Regions from separate parts of the Homo sapiens genome. Here region 2 is linked to region 1. A link is an interaction called in ENCODE POLR2A ChIA-PET data of the cell type or tissue named here. Cell type or tissue: B cell. All regions are shown on one strand. Links, peaks and the distances in the headings refer to the core of each region. The heading gives the core; the rest is flanking DNA.

Region 1 (7,607 bases), core at 2,209-6,208:
TGCATGGGAAAACTGAGGTCTGGAGGTTTCACGAGTTAGTGGTCATGCTGGGACTTGATCTTGGAACTTTGTACTTTAGCATTTGTCATGTCATTTCAGCCTCTGTGTTGTCAGAGCTCTAACAGTTAACTTCAGAGAATTGCATCGAATATGGTTTTTTTTTTTTTTTTTTTTTTTTTTTGAGTTGGAGTCTCACTCTGTAGCCCAGGCTGGAGTGCAATGGCGCCATCTCAGCTCACTGCAGCCTCCGCCTCCCAGGTTCAAGTGATCCTCCTGCCTTAGCCTCCTGAGTAGCTGGGATTACAGGCGTCCACCACCACACCCGGCTATTTTTTGTATTTTTAGTAGAGACGGGGTTTCACCATGATGGCCAGGCTGGTCTCGAACTTCTGACCTCAGGTGATCCACCCGCCTTGGCCTCCCAAAGTGCTGGGAGGCCCACCGAGCCCGGCCCAAATGTGGTCTTGTTAGGAGCGTTTATTCCTGTAGCCTCCATAATGAGAAGGGCTTAATGATTTGGGAACAATTTTATATAATTATTTTTTTTCCCCTATAACACGGTGCCATGCATAGTATGATTGGCATTTTTTTCCCCCTTTTTTTTTGCATTATTTTTATTTTTGTTTATTTTTTTCTTATTTATTTATTTATTGTATGTATTTATTATGTTGGGGCAAACATAATTGTGGTCTTTGCCATTAAAAGTAATATTTTTTAAATTTACATTTACATTTTTTTTTGAGACAGAGTCTTACTCTGTCGCCCAGGCTAAGTGCAGTGGAGTGATCATGGCTCACTGTAGCCTCCAACTCCTGGGCTCAAGCGATCCTCCCACCTCAGCCTCCTGAGTAGCTGGGACCACAGGCACGCAACCCCGTGCCTGGCTAATTTTTGTTTTATTGTAGAGATGAGGTCTCGCTATTTTGCCTAGGCTGGTCTCGAACTCCTGAACACAAGTGATCCTGCCACCCCGGACTCCCAAAGTGTTAGGAGGACAGACGGGAGCCACTGTGCCCGGCTAACAATGGGTTCATTTCTCTCAACTCCACACTTTATTCAAATGTCATTAATCTTCCCCTAATGTCCTTTCCTGCCCCAGGACCCATCTAGAATCCCACGTGACATTTAGCCGGCTCGTCTCCGGGGGTTCTTCCAGGTTGGGACCATGTCTTAGATGTTCGTTACCTCTCGTGACCTGGACGGTCTTAGGGGGACCGGCTGGGTATTGTGCAGACTTACTTCTGATCTAGGTTTGTCAGATATTTCTCTCGTGATCAGACCGGGGTTACGGGTTTCGGGAAAGAACACGTAGGGGTGAGGTGCCCTGTTGCTCTCTCCCTGCTGGGGATCCTTGAGACCCTGGTGACTTCCTACTGGTGCTGTTAACCTGGTTCTCCCAGCCCAGGTGGCCTTAGCCCACCTACCAGCTACTCTGAGGTCATTCTTGCTGAGGGAACTCCCCACTTCCCCAGAGCACTGACACCGACTCCATCCTTCGTACGGCAAACTTTGCTTTTCATCTTTGCATCATGATTTCTTTTTTCTTTTGTTGAGACGGAGTCTCGCTCTGTCGCCCAGGCTGGAGTGCAGTGGCGCGATCTTGGCTCACTGCAAGCTCCACCTCCTGGGTTTACACCATTCTCCTGCCTCAGCCTCCCGAGTAACTGGGACTACAGGCACCCGCCACCATGCCCGGCTAATTTTTTGTTATTTTTAGTAGGGACGGGGTTTCACCGTGTTAGCCAGGATAGTCTCGATCTCCTGACCTTGTGATCTGCCCAGCTCGGCCTCCCAAAGTGCTGGGATTACAGGCGTGAGCCACCGCGCCCGGCTATTTTATCTGGAGGCAGAGTTTTGTTCTTGTTGCCCAGGTTGGAGTACAGTGGCACGATCTCAGCTCACTCAGGTTCAACTGATTCTCCTGCCTCAGCCTCCCAAATAGTTGGGATTACAGGTGCGTGCCACCTTGCCCGGCTAATTTTTTGTATTTTTAGTAGAGATGGGGTTTCGCCGTGTTGGCCAGGCTGGTCTCGAACTCCTGACCATGTGATCTGCCTGCCTCGGCCTCCCAAAGTGCTGGAATTACAGGCGTGAGCCACCGCGCCCGGCATCATGATTTAAACTTCTTGGCCAGGCTGGTGGCTTACTCCTGTCATGCCAGCACTTTTTTTTGTTTGTTTGTTTTTTGAGATGGAGTTTCACTCTTGTTGCCCAGGCTGGAGTGCAATGGTGCGATCTCGGCTCACCGCAACCTCTGCCTCCCGGGCTCAAGCGATTCTCCTACCTCAACCTCCCAACTAGCTGGGATTACAGGCATGGGCCACCATGCCTGGCTAATTTTGTATTTTTAGTAGAGGCAGGGTTTCTCCATGTTGGCCAGGCTGGTCTCGAACTCCTGACCTCAGGTGATCCACCCGCCTCGGCCTCCCAAAGTGCTGGCATTACAGGTGTGAGCCACCATGCCCAGCCTAACCCCAGCACTTTGGGAGGCCAAGATGAGAGGATTGCTTGAGCCCAGGAGCTTGAGACCAGCCTGGACAACATAGTAAGACACCATCTCTACAAAAAAGAGAAAAAAATTAACTGAGTATAGTGGCGCATGCCTGTAATCCCAGCTACTCGGGAGTCCGAGGCAGGAGGGTCGCTTGAGCCCAGGAAGTTGAGGCTGCAGTGAGCCAAGATCATGCCCCTGCACTCCAGTGTGGGTGACAGAGCCAGACCTTGTCTCAAAAAAAAAAAAAAGAAAAAAAGTGGCCAGGCGCGGTGGCTCACGCCTGTAATCCCAGCACTTTGGGAGGCCGAGGCGGGCGGATCACGAGGTCAGGAGATCGAGACCATCCTGGCTAACACGGTGAAACCCCGTCTCTACTAAAAAATACAAAAAGTTAGCTGGATGTGGTGGCGGGCGCCTGTAGTCCCAGCTACTCAGGAGGCTGAGGCAGGGGAATGGTGTGAACCTGGGAGGCAGAGCTTGCAGTGAGCCGAGATCGTGCCACTGTACTCCACCCTGGGCGAGAGAGCGAGACTCTGTCTCAAAAAAAAAAAAAAAAGAAAGAAAAAAAGTAAGTAAAGTCTCTTTTGACCCCACCCTACAAAGGCTCCGCTCCTTGGGATCGTTTCAGGGTGTTGGAAACTCGTCGTCTTCCCCATCTTGGCGGCAAACACTGAAGAGAGCTCAGGAGAGACATCTCCCTTCTGATTGGAGACATATGCGTCCTGCCGGTCCCGAATGTGTTGCGGGGATTGGCCGGGATCCCAGTGCTGGAGACTGAAGCAAGCAGGCACCGGGCCGGGGTGTTGAGCGCAGCTTTGCCTGAGATGCAACATTTTTAAAAAGGAGGGGGGAGGCCGGGTACGGTGGCTCACGCCTATAATCCCAGCACTTTGGGAGGCCGAGGTGGGTGGATCACCTGAGGCCAGTAGTTGGAGACCAGCCTGGCCAATGTGGTGAAACCCCGTCTCTACTAAAAATACAAGAATTAGCCAGGCGTGGTGGCGGGTGCCTGTAATCCCAGCTACTCGGGAGGCTGAGGCAGGAGAATCGCTTGAACGCGGGTGGCGGAGGTTGCAGTGAGCTGAGATCGCACCACTGCACTCCAGCCTGGGCGACAGCGTGAGACTCTGTCTCAAAAAAAAAAAAAAATGCTGAGACAGAGACCACACACGGCTGGGAAACTGCCTGACAGCTGGCACTTTCTGCCCCCTGGCCTCTGGGACCAAGATGACACCCCTGGGTCCACATTCTCGCTCTGATGAAGTGTCTGGTAAAGGCAGAGGATTGTTGGAAAGCAGGATATCGGTGGGGGCTGAGGTGGGGTTGGAGTGTCCTTGGAAAGTGAAACTGGGCCGGGACAGGAGAGCTCTGGCGAGAAAGAGCTCAGGCCTCCTCTCGCGGGGACAGTGAATGGGGCCCTTTGTTTTGCCAAGGCCCTTTTCTTAGTGGCCTCTTTTCACTGGGCAAACAACGGCAGGGTGTCGCTGGGTGTTCAAGGCCGTCCCCTGCCCACCAGGCCCTCGTCTCGGGAGGAGGACACCGGGCGGTCACGGACGTTACTGGGCATCCGACGTTTGACACACAGTGGACGGGGCCTCGTGACTTCCCACCCTGTCCCCCGTCTCTGACTCTCAGCTGCTTCCCCTCTCTCACTTTCTTTTGTTTTGCTTCCCTTACTTTACTTTGAGACAGGGTCTCCCTCTGTCACCCAGGCTGGAGTGCAGTGGTGCGATCACAGCTCCCTGCAGCCTCTGCCTCCTGGGTTCCAGCCATCCTCCTGTCTCAACCTCCCAAGTAGCTGGGACCACAGGTGCATGCCACCACGCCCGGCTGATTTTTAAATTTTTTTGTAGAGATGGGGTCTTGCTATATTGGCCAGGCTGGTCTCCAACCCCTAGGCTCAAGCTATCCTTCAGCCTCGGCCTCCCAAAGTGCTGAGATTACAGGTGTGACCCACTGCACCCAGCCTTCTCTTCATTTTTCATTGTGGTAAATTACATGTAACATAAAATTTCCCCGTTTAACCATTTTTTGGGTACATTTAACCAACCACTGTCCCCTCCAGAACTTTCTCATCTTCCCAAACTGAAACTGTGTCCTCATGAAGCACAGACTCCCCAGCCCCCTCCCCAGCCCCTGGCACTCCCATCCTACTTTATTTTCTTTTTTCTTTCTTTTTTTTTTTTAGACAGAGTCTCGCTCTTGTCACCCAGGCTGGAGTGCAGTCGTGCGATCTTGGCTCACTGCAACCTCTGCCTCCTGGGTTCAAGCGATTCTCCTGCGTCAGCCTCCTGAGTAGCTGGGATTACAGGCGTGTGCCGCCACGCCTGTCTAATTTTTGTATTTTTAGTAGAGACAAGGTTTCTCCATGTTGGCCAGGCTGGTGTTGAACTCCTGACCTCAGGTGATCCACCCGCCTCGGCCTCCCAGAGTGTTGGGATTACAGGCGTGAGCCACTGCGCCCGTCCAATTTTTGTATTTTTAGTAGAGACGAGGTTTTTCCATGTTGGCCAGGCTGGTCGTGAACTCCTGACCTCAGGTGATCCACCCGCCTCGGCCTCCCAAAGTGCTGGGATTACAGGCATGAGCCACTGTGCCCGGCCCCCATCCTACTTTCCGTCTCTGTGAATCTGAGGGCTCTGGGAACCTCTTAGGAGTGGATCACGGAGGATGTGTCCTTCTGTGCCTGGCTTCTCTCACTGAGACTGAGGTCCTCAAAGTGCATCCTCATCGTGGCCTGTGTCAGGATTGCCTGCTGTTGAAGGCTGAATCATACTCCGGGGTGTGTATGGACCACGCTACGTTGATCCGTGCATCCGTCCAGGGTCACTTGTGTCGCTACCACTTTGGGGCCTCCATCAACAGCACTGGTGCGGGCCGGGCACGGTGGCTCACGCCTGTCATCCCAGCACTTTGGGAGCCTGAGGCAGGCGGATCACGAGGTCAAGAGATCGAGACCATCCTGGCCAACATGGTGAAACCCCGTCTCTACTAAAAATACAAAAATTATCCGGGCGTGGTGGCGGACCCCTGTAATCCCAGCTACTCGCGAGGCTGAGGCAGGAGAATTGCTTGAACCCAGGAGGAGGAGCTTGCAGTGAGCCGAGATCGCACCATTGCACTCCAGCCTGGGCGACAGAGTGAGACTCCATCTCAAAAAAAAAAAAAAAAAAATGGCCAGGCTGGTCTCGAACTCCTGACCTCAAGTGAGCCACCTGGCTTCAGCCTCTCCAAGTGCTGCGATTACAGGCGTGAGCCACCGCGCCCGGCCCCATCATTTATTTTTAAACCCATAGACTTGCTGGTCGCACTTCTGTGCCCGGTGGGATTTTTGTCCATTTGACGTCGCTTTTGCAGCTCGGCCCCCTGGGGCTGAGGGCGGATTTGAGCTCCTCTGGCCGATGCTGTCCACCAGCTCCCTAGCCAGCCCCTGCAGGAGCTCCTTTCTTGTTTCTGCACGGGTACCTCCCGGCAGCAAGCCCGTCCCTGCCCGAGCTGGCCCGTCCCTGTGCAAGAGCCGGTCAGCCCCAGGCAGGTTTTTCACAGCTCAGTTAATTTCCCTCCCTCCTCCTCCAGGGTCTCTCTCTTGTTTTTCTCCTCACCTGGAATGCCCTCGGTTCAGGCTTTCACCATCTCCGCCTGCTCCAGCTCCCCTGTTTCTTCTCCCTGTCTGATGTCACCTTGTGCTTCAGTGACACCTTGAAGTTTCCGGGCTCCCACCCGCCTCCCCACTGCCAGTCTTTATCAGAGCCTGCATCTTCTTCTTTGGCCTGAGCATCGTTTTTGTTTGTTGGCTTTATCTGTAGAAGAGGCTCCTACCTCAAGAGCAGGTAAGAAGACCACACAGAAGGCGTGGAGAGTATCTAGCAGGTATTCCGGGGAAAATAGTCTTTTTAAAAAAATTAGAGATGCGGGTCTTGGCCGGGAGTGGTGGCTCACACCTGTAATCCCAGCATTTTGGGAGCCGAGGCAGGCACATCACCTGAGGTCAGGAGTTCGAGACCAGCCTGGCCTCCCACCCAGGCTGGCCTAGGGCAACATAGTGAGAACCCATCTCTATTTTTTTTTTTTGAGACGGAGTCTTTCTCTGTCGCCCAGGCTGGAGTGCAGTGGCACAATCTCGGCTCACTGCAACCTCTGCCTCCCGGGTTCAAGCGATTCTCGTGCCTCAGCGTCCCGAGTAGCTGGGATTACAGGCATGCGCCAGCACGCCCAGCTAATTTTTGTATTTTTACAAAATTTAAAGAGATGGGGTTTCACCACGTTGGCCAGGCTGGTCTCGATCTCCTGACCTCGTGATCTGCCCGCCTCGGACTCCCAAAGTGCTGGGATTACAGGCGTGAGCCACCGTGTCCTGCCGGGAGTCCTTATTCAGTGAGCCCAGGATGGAATCTTCTAGAATGCAGTAGACTGTTATTTGAATGCCTCCCTCACTCCTACAGTTGCAGCTGCAGGTTTCCGATTGCCCCTCACCCCAGCATTGCAGTTACCCCCAGAGCAACCCCTGGCAGCTCTTCTGAGGCTCTGTCTTCAGATGAGGAAACCAAGGCTCATGGCGTGGAGTGGGAGACTTCACCGGATGGGGTGGGAGCAGGGGCAGGGATGACCCCTGCCTCCCTGTAGCTCTTCTTTTTTTTTTTTTTTTTTTTTTTTTGAGATGGAGTCTCGCCCTGTTGCCCAGGCTGGAGTGCAGTGGTGTGATCTCTGCAACCTCCGTCTCCCGGGTTCAAGTGATTCTCCTGCCTCAGCCTCCTGAGTAGCTGGGACTACAGGTGCGTGCCACCACGCCTGGCCAATTTTTGTATTTCTAGTAGAGACGGGGTTTCGCTATGTTGGCCAGGCTGGTCTCGAACTCCTGACCTCGTGATCCGCCCGCCTTGGCCTCCCGAAATGCTGGGATGACAGGTGTGAGCCTCCGTGCCCAGCTCGCCCTGTAGCTCTTTTATGAGATGGCTCTGTCTGCATTTTGCACAAACTCTTTCATCTCCGTGATGGAACCAGCCACGTTTCCTTGCACATTTTTCCAGGTAAAACTCCGGCTTCCTTCTAGCTGTGGAGTTGATTATACCAGGACCCCTCATGTTAAAAACTATCAGCTTCAGGCCGGGCGCGG
Region 2 (7,607 bases), core at 1,530-5,529, 230 kb before region 1:
CATAGTATTGAACATATACTGAAGGGTTGCACTCGGCTCTGAGTAATAGGAAACTCCACCAGTCTGCCTGATATGAGAGGTGATTATTCTTACATGGACTAAGTAGTCATTCAGCGATGCTGTACACGATCAAACGTGTGTGTGCGCGCTTTTTGGCTGGTGCATAGGCTGTCATGGTTGTGTCTGCACACAGAACCATAAGCAGTACTAAGAGAACAAAAGAAAATGTTTAGTATAAAAATAAGGTAAGACCTGGGCTGGGCACGGTGGCTCACACCTGTAATCCCAGCACTTTGGGAGGCCAAGGCAGGTGGATCACGAGGTCCGGAGTTCAAGACCAGCCCGGCCAACATAGTGAAACCCTGTCTCTACTGAAAATACAAAAGTTAGCGGGGCATGGTGGTGCATACCTGTAGTCTCAGCTACTTGGGAGGCTGAGGCAGGAGAATCGCTTGAACCCGGGAGGCGCAGAGGTTGTGAGCCGAGATCACACCACTGCACTTCAGCTTGGGCAACACAGCAAGACTATGTCTCAAAAATAAATAAATAAAATAAAAATAAGGTAAGACCTAAAGGAGGGAGTTAGCTTCAGAGATGATCACCACGACAGTCAGAATCAGTGGCCTGGTGGACGTGGCAGGTGTTGTAGCAATCCACACTAAATGTCTTCATGTTGGGAGAGCTCATGGAGATGTCTGGCTGAAAGTTAGGCAGCTGGTGTCTGTTGTAGAGACACTCTTCATTAACAGTGGCAGGAATGAGTACAATGATCCAGAAGGCTGTGTGCATGGTGCGCCTGTGTGCCACCTTTATGTCTCTGAGTATGCTGGCTCTACAAAGCGGGTAATGACTTCTCTAGTCCTGACTGCCAAACCTCATGCACAGTAGAAAATCAGCAGATTTTAACTTGGTGCCATAAAGGAAAGACATTCAGGGAAATGTCGTTCCCAGCCTTACACATATATCCGTAACAAAACCATCTACAGATTTCATTCTTGTTTTGTAGGTCCCCATTCCTAATTCAAAGGCTGCTGTCTAACTCCCAGTGAGAAATGAGGAAAAACAAATTGCAAAAGATGATTAGAGACTATACTTTATAGAGAACTCTGCATATTTACCAGGTTTTGCAAAAAAAAATTTGGTAAGGTACAATATATAAAATAGGTAAGTGATATCCACTATCTGTAGCAGTAGGCCAGTAAGAAATACCAAAGTTTTATTGTTGTAATGATCCCATACAGAAAAATATAGAAACTATAAAAATTATGTCATGTTTGGCCGGGCATGGTGGCTCACGCCTGTAATCCCAGCACTTTGGGAGGCCAAGGTGGGCAGACCATGAGGTCAGGAGATCGAGACCATCCTGGCTAACACGGTGAAACCCCATCTCTACTAAAAATACAAAAAATTAGCCAGGCGTGGTGGCAGGTGGCTGTAGTCCCAGCTACTTGGGAGGCTGAGGCAGGAGAATGGCGTGAACTTGGGAGGCGGAGCTTGCAGTGAGTGGAGATCGCACCACTGCACCCCAGCCTGGGTGACAGAGCAAGACTGTCTCAAAAAAAAAATAAAAAAAAAAATTGTGTCATGTTCAAAGTATGCTTCAAATCACCATGGGTCTAATACAGTTCGAAATGAAAATATTTAAGAGACAAAACACTTAACTATTAAAACTTAGGTACTATAGCTGAAAGAGGACTTAGAGAATTATTTTCTCACATAAACATTTATTTTTGAAAGAGCTGGAAATTCACGACTAATGGGTCTGTTTTACAAATGAGGTATTGACAAAGACAATATCATACTTGTAAGATTTCTCTCCTGGTGTGAATTTTCTGGAGCATTATACATGAATTAATGTGAGGTTACCCCATTAAAGTTATAGAATTTCTCTTTAGTGTGTGCTCTCACTGGTTTTAGAAAGAATGACTTGGCAACTGAAGGCTTTTGAGTATGACTGACATTCGTGGGATTTCTGTCCTGTGTGCATCCTCAGATGGTTCCGGAAGGAGGAGTGCCACTTGAAGGACATCCCACATTGTTTACATTTGTGAGGTTTCTCTCCAGTGTGCATCCTCACATGATTATGTAAGGTTGAGGACCAAGTGAAGGTTTTTCCACATTGTTTACACTCATAAGGCTTCTCTCCAGTGTGCATCCTCAAATGACCTTGGAATGCTCTGGAAGAGGTAAAGGCCTTCCCACAGTGTTCACATTTATGGAGCTGCTCTTGCGTGTGAATTCTCACATGTTCTCTAAACGTTGAGGACCAAGTGAAGGTTTTTCCACATTGTTTACACTCATAAGGCTTCTCTCCAGTGTGCGTCCTCAAATGACCTCGGAATGATCTGGAAGAGGTAAAAGCCTTCCCACATTGTTCACATTTATAGAGCTGCTCTTGCGTGTGAATTCTCACATGTTCTCTAAACGTTGAGGACCAAGTGAAGGCTTTCCCACATTGTTTACACTCATAAGGTTTCTCTCCAGTGTGCGTCCTCAAATGACCTTGGAATGATCTGGAAGAGGTAAAAGCCTTCCCACAGTGTTCACATTTATAGAGTTTGTCCCCAGTGTGGATCCTCATGTGGACTCGCAAGGTTTCAGACCAACTGAATGTTTTCCCACACTGCTTGCATTCATAGGGCTTCTCTCCCGTGTGCGTCTTCTCATGTCTTTGAAAAGCCTGGGGGTAAGTGAAGGCTTTCCCACAGTGCTGACATTTATAGGGCTTCTCTCCAGTGTGTGTTGTCATGTGTCTTTGAAATGTCGAGGGATAAATGAAGGCTCTCCCACATTCCTGACATTTATATGGCCTGTCTTTTGTGTGAGTTCTCACATGTCTAGTGAAGCTTGCGAACCCATTAAACGCCATCCGACACTGCTCGCATTTGTAGGTTTTCTCTGCTGTGTGAGTCTTTACGTGGTGGGAGAGGTAACGAGGATGTTGGAAAGTTTGCCCACATGCTTGACACTTATACGGCTTCTCCTCAGTGTCAGTTCTTCCGTGACTGTGTAGGTGTGAGGGACAAATGCAGGCCTGCTTACATTCCTCACCTGGAGGTGCTTTTCGTCCACAGTGAGACTTGACGTGCCTTTTAAGAGAAGAAAGATGCGTGAAGACTGTCCTGCACTTGGTGCATTCATATGGTTTTTCTCCAGCAGAAACTTTCTTGTGCAGGGTAAGATCTGGCATTTGATGGATGGCTTCTCCATATTGATTACCTTCATTATGTGTACAGAATCTGTCCACCATATGATTTCTGTTAAAAATGAGAGACATTTTTATGTATGGTATGTTTAGTAATGATGTGTTGAGATGTATTAACAAGTATTAGAAATAATGTCTAACTACATTTCAGTATACGTGAAGTTTTTCTATTCTGAATTGTTTGAAGAGACATATTTTTTAATGCAGTATTTATTATATATGGGGTTTTCCTGTAATTTCTTTTTATTTATTTATTTTTTGAGATGGAGTCTCACTCTGTCACCCAGGCTGGAGTGCAGTGGCGCAATCTCAGCTCACTGCAAGCTCTGCCTCCCAGGTTCACAGCATTCTCCTGCCTCCGCCTCACAGGTAGCTGGGACTACAGGTGCCTGCCACCACGCTCGGCTATTTTTTTTTTGGTATTTTTAGTAGAGGCGGGTTTTCACCATGTTAGCCAGAATGGTCTTGATCTCCTGACCTCGTGATCCGCCTGCCTCAGCCTCCCAAAGTGCTGGGATTACAGGCGTGAGCCATCGCGCCCGGCCCCCTGTAATTACTTCTAACAATTATGTTTCAAATTCTCAATGTCTTAGTCAAATACAAATTTTTTTTTTTGGTTAAAATTCTGAGGAATAAACAAATTTGGAGCAATGCTTATATTTGGAGCAATACTTAGATATATATTTAATTGCATACAAGGATTTTTCTCTTGTGAGTGCAACTCACCTCAGATTTTTGTGGTGGTCTTCAGTGCCATAGCCTTCACAATTTTTTTCTAAAGTGTAGGCACAGGAATTATTTCCTGTGAAGTTTGGTATTGTCTGTTCCTTAGATTTTTCTTGCCCGTACATATCCTGCAGAGAAACTGACCCATTGGCTTTAAATTGAGTCCCATCATCTGCAACAAAAAAGTAAACAAATCTCAAAAGGAATAAGACACGTATTAAGCAAAGGAAGACACTGAGGAGTTTAGCATTTTGAGGACCTCATCAATAACAGACATAAGGGGTCAAAATGTTAGGTATTTCACAAACACAGTAAGTCACAGGTATCAAACAAGGAACCACTCTGTGATCCTAAATGACCAGTGAAATCTATACCCCTACTAATGACACTAAAGGAACTTCAAGTCCTTTAAACCAAGACAGAAATAACATCTGTTTCACACATGTTTTCACTGTTAGGGAATAATGACTAGATTCTAGGTCCATGGTGGCTGTGAACATGTCTGTCTTAGTCCTTTCCCACATTTCACATCTTGCAACAGAACTGATGAGAAAGAAATGAGTTCATTAAAAACCAAGGGAAGGAATGATGCCATCCTCACCTACTGAGGCCAGGTTCCGGAAGGTCTCCAGCATCACATCTCTGTAGAGGTCCCTCTGAGCAGAATCCAGCAAAGCCCACTCCTCCAGGGTGAAGTCCACAGCCACATCCTCAAAGACCACTGAGTCCTAAGACAAACCACACAGGTGTGCAGGAGGATTGGAGACACTGAAAGTACTGGGGAACTGGACTCAATTCATAAATTCAAACAAGATTCTGTGGTGTCCCAACACCTCCTCTATGACGCGAATGTTAGATCTTTTACTTATTCACAATCACTTCCTAGTAAACTTCATGGCACCACTATCAGTCTGAACTTATCTCTGCCTTTTTACTGCGACTGCTCTTATTTTCCTCTACCAGGAGGGTCTAGAGAAATGCTATGCAAATGAAGTAACTTTTCCATTTGAAACGTTGCATAACGCAGCAGGCCTCGGTTGTCCAAACGATGCACATTTCATAGGACTTTCGGAAAAGCCTTCCACCAGCTACTGCAGAAAATGGTAAGTCCTTGGAATCCCCTGCCTGGTGAGGGGATCTTTGTATGGACGGGCCTGAGGCTGGCCAGGGAGTTTCTAACAATGTGACTTAAGAATTCCTGTCTTTGTCTGCCTGGAGCCCTAGGCAACATTGTATCCGTTTTCCCCCTTTATTCCCCTTTATTTTCTTAAATTATTTTAAAGGCAACTGTATGAATATGTTTGGAAAGCACTGTTGGATGTATAACACATAAGAATACCTATTTGCCAATAACAGCACAGAGGAGGAGGGTGGGAGGGAGCAAAGGCATATTTAAGCAAAGGGACATGACTACAGATGGTAAAGTACTAATTAAAACGCACTGTTTTGGCATATAATATTCATGGATGTAGCATGTATTCATATTGCCATAGAAGTTGGAGGGGCAGGAAGGAATAGAGCTACACACGCAGCATTTCTGTATCTCACTGGAATCGAGCGATGAATATAAACCCGAAGCTCATCTGATAAGCCTCGCATTGACAATACAGTAACCCCTAAAGAGACCAACAAACAGTAAAAAGTTAAACAACTGAAAGGTTTCATTAGAAAATACTTAATGAAAATGAAAGTAGTGGCCGGGTGCAGTGGCTCACGCCTGTAATCCCAGCACTTTGGGAGGCCGAGGCAGGCAGATCACCTGAGGTCGGGAGTTTGAGACCAGCCTGACCAACATGGAGAAACCCCCGTCTCTGCTAAAAATACAAATTTTGCTGGGCATGGTGGTGCGTGCCTGTAATCCTAGCTACTCAGGAGGCTGAGGCAGGAGAATCACTTGAACCCAGGAGGTGGAGGTTGCGGTGAGCCAAGATTGTGCTCTCCAGCCAAGAATGTCACTCTAGCCTAGGTGACAGAGCAAGACTCAAAAAAATAAATAAAAATAAAAGAAATGGATAATTAAAAATACAAGTTGAAACATAAACACCCATTCTTTTTTCTTTTTTAGTTGAGCACAGCATCATCAATTACCCCACTTTTTAATGAGAGAACATCTAGGTGAAATACGAGGAAATAAAATAATTGAACACTATAAGTCATTTAGACATAGCAGACATCTGCAGAACACTGAACCCAACAACAGCAAAACACACATTCTTCTCAAGTGCAGAAGAACGTTCTGTAAAAGAGACCCTTTGCTAGGCCATAGAAGAAACCTCAACACATTTTAAACAATAGAAATACAAAATATTGGCCGGGCGCGGTGGCTCACGCCTGTAATCCCAGGATTTTGGGAGATCAAGGCAGATGGATCGCTGGAGCTCAGGTGTTCGAGACCAGCCTGGGCAACATAGTGAGACCCTGTCTCTACTAAAAATGCAAAAATTTGCTGGGTATGGTGGCACACACGTGGATTCCCAGCTACTTGGGAGGGTGAGGCACGAGAACTGCTTGAAGACAGAAGTTGCAGTGAGCTCTGATCACATCACTGACAGAGTGAGAGTTAGTCTCCCCCCACCAAAAAAAAAACCAGAAATAAGTATGTTCTCTGACCACAATGGAATGAGAAATGAAATCTGAAACTAATACAGAAAATTTGGCAAATTCACTAATATGTGGATATTAACACACTCCTCCATAACTAATGGATCAAAGAGAAATCAAAAGGGAAATACTTCGAGATGGATGTAAAATAAAGACATAATATACCAAAACTTATATAAAGGAAGTTAATAGCTATAAATACCTATCCTAAAGATTGCAAATCAACAACCTAACGTGGTCCACCTCGACACAATAGGAAAATAAAACTAAACCTAAGCAATTAGGAGTAAGGAAATAATAAATATTACAGGCAAATTAATGAAATAGAGAACAGTAAAACAATAGAGAAAAATCAATGAAACCAAAGCTAGTTGTTTGAAAAGATCAAACAAAACTGATTTAGCAGCCAGGCACAGTGGCTCACACCTGTCATCTCAGCACTTTAGAGGTGGGTGGATCACAAGGTCAGCAGTTTGAGACCAGCTGAGCCAATATGGTGAAACCCCGTCTCTACTAAAAACACAAAAATTAGCTGGGCGTGGTGGCGGATGCCTGTAATCCCAGCTACTCAGGAGGCTGAGGAGGGAGAATCGCTTGAACCCAGGAGGCAGAGGTTGCAGTGAGCCGAGATCGCACCATTGCACTCCAGCCTGGGTGACAGGGCAAGACTCAGTCTCAACAACAAAAAAGTGGGGAAAGGATGTAAATAGACATTTCTCCAAGAAAAATAAACATTGTCAGTAATTAGTCATCAAAGAAATGCAAATCAAAACAAAAAGGAGATACCACTTCTCACCCACTAGGATGGGTAAAATAAAAAACTAAAAAAGAAAATAAGTTTTGGCAAGGATATGGAGAAACAGGAATCTTCACACATTGCTGGTGGGAATGTAAAATGGTACAACCAATTAAGAAAACAGTGTGGCAGTTCTTTTTAAAAGTTAAATGACTTCTAGTTTTTGGTCCAGCATGTAAGGAGCTTGGAAGTTATTATTCCCTTGTAACAAAAAGCTGAACAAACTGAAACCTCAACAAGCTCTTCTTCCATCCTTCAGAGAACTGATGTCACAAGGCA

What was found. ChIA-PET counts read pairs that join two places held together with the same protein. Peaks named below come from ENCODE experiments on the same cell type or tissue, not always from the same donor. Only the 100,000 strongest peaks of a DNase experiment are listed, where the experiment ranks them.
Region 2: POLR2A ChIA-PET joins it to region 1 with 5 read pairs; 3 of 35 experiments call an interaction of 5 or more read pairs at or near these places.

What each region holds. Positions count from the first base shown.
Region 1 is chr19:2,682,197-2,689,803 of GRCh38, reverse strand. All of the region lies in intron 1 of GNG7 (G protein subunit gamma 7), which reads left to right. Among named protein-coding and RNA genes, the nearest start is that of GNG7, 17 kb to the left of the region's middle. In B cell, for the core only: no CTCF peak of the experiment used is centred there; DNase peaks (open chromatin) are centred at 3,205, 3,773, 5,260 and 6,033; H3K27ac peaks cover 2,367 bases.
Region 2 is chr19:2,912,574-2,920,180 of GRCh38, reverse strand. It overlaps ZNF57 (zinc finger protein 57), which reads right to left. Exons shown (of 4, transcript NM_173480.3): 2 at 4,533-4,659; 3 at 3,932-4,103; 4 at 1,708-3,257. The coding sequence ends at 1,892. Among named protein-coding and RNA genes, the nearest start is that of ZNF57, 15 kb to the right of the region's middle. In B cell, for the core only: no CTCF peak of the experiment used is centred there; no DNase peak of the experiment used is centred there.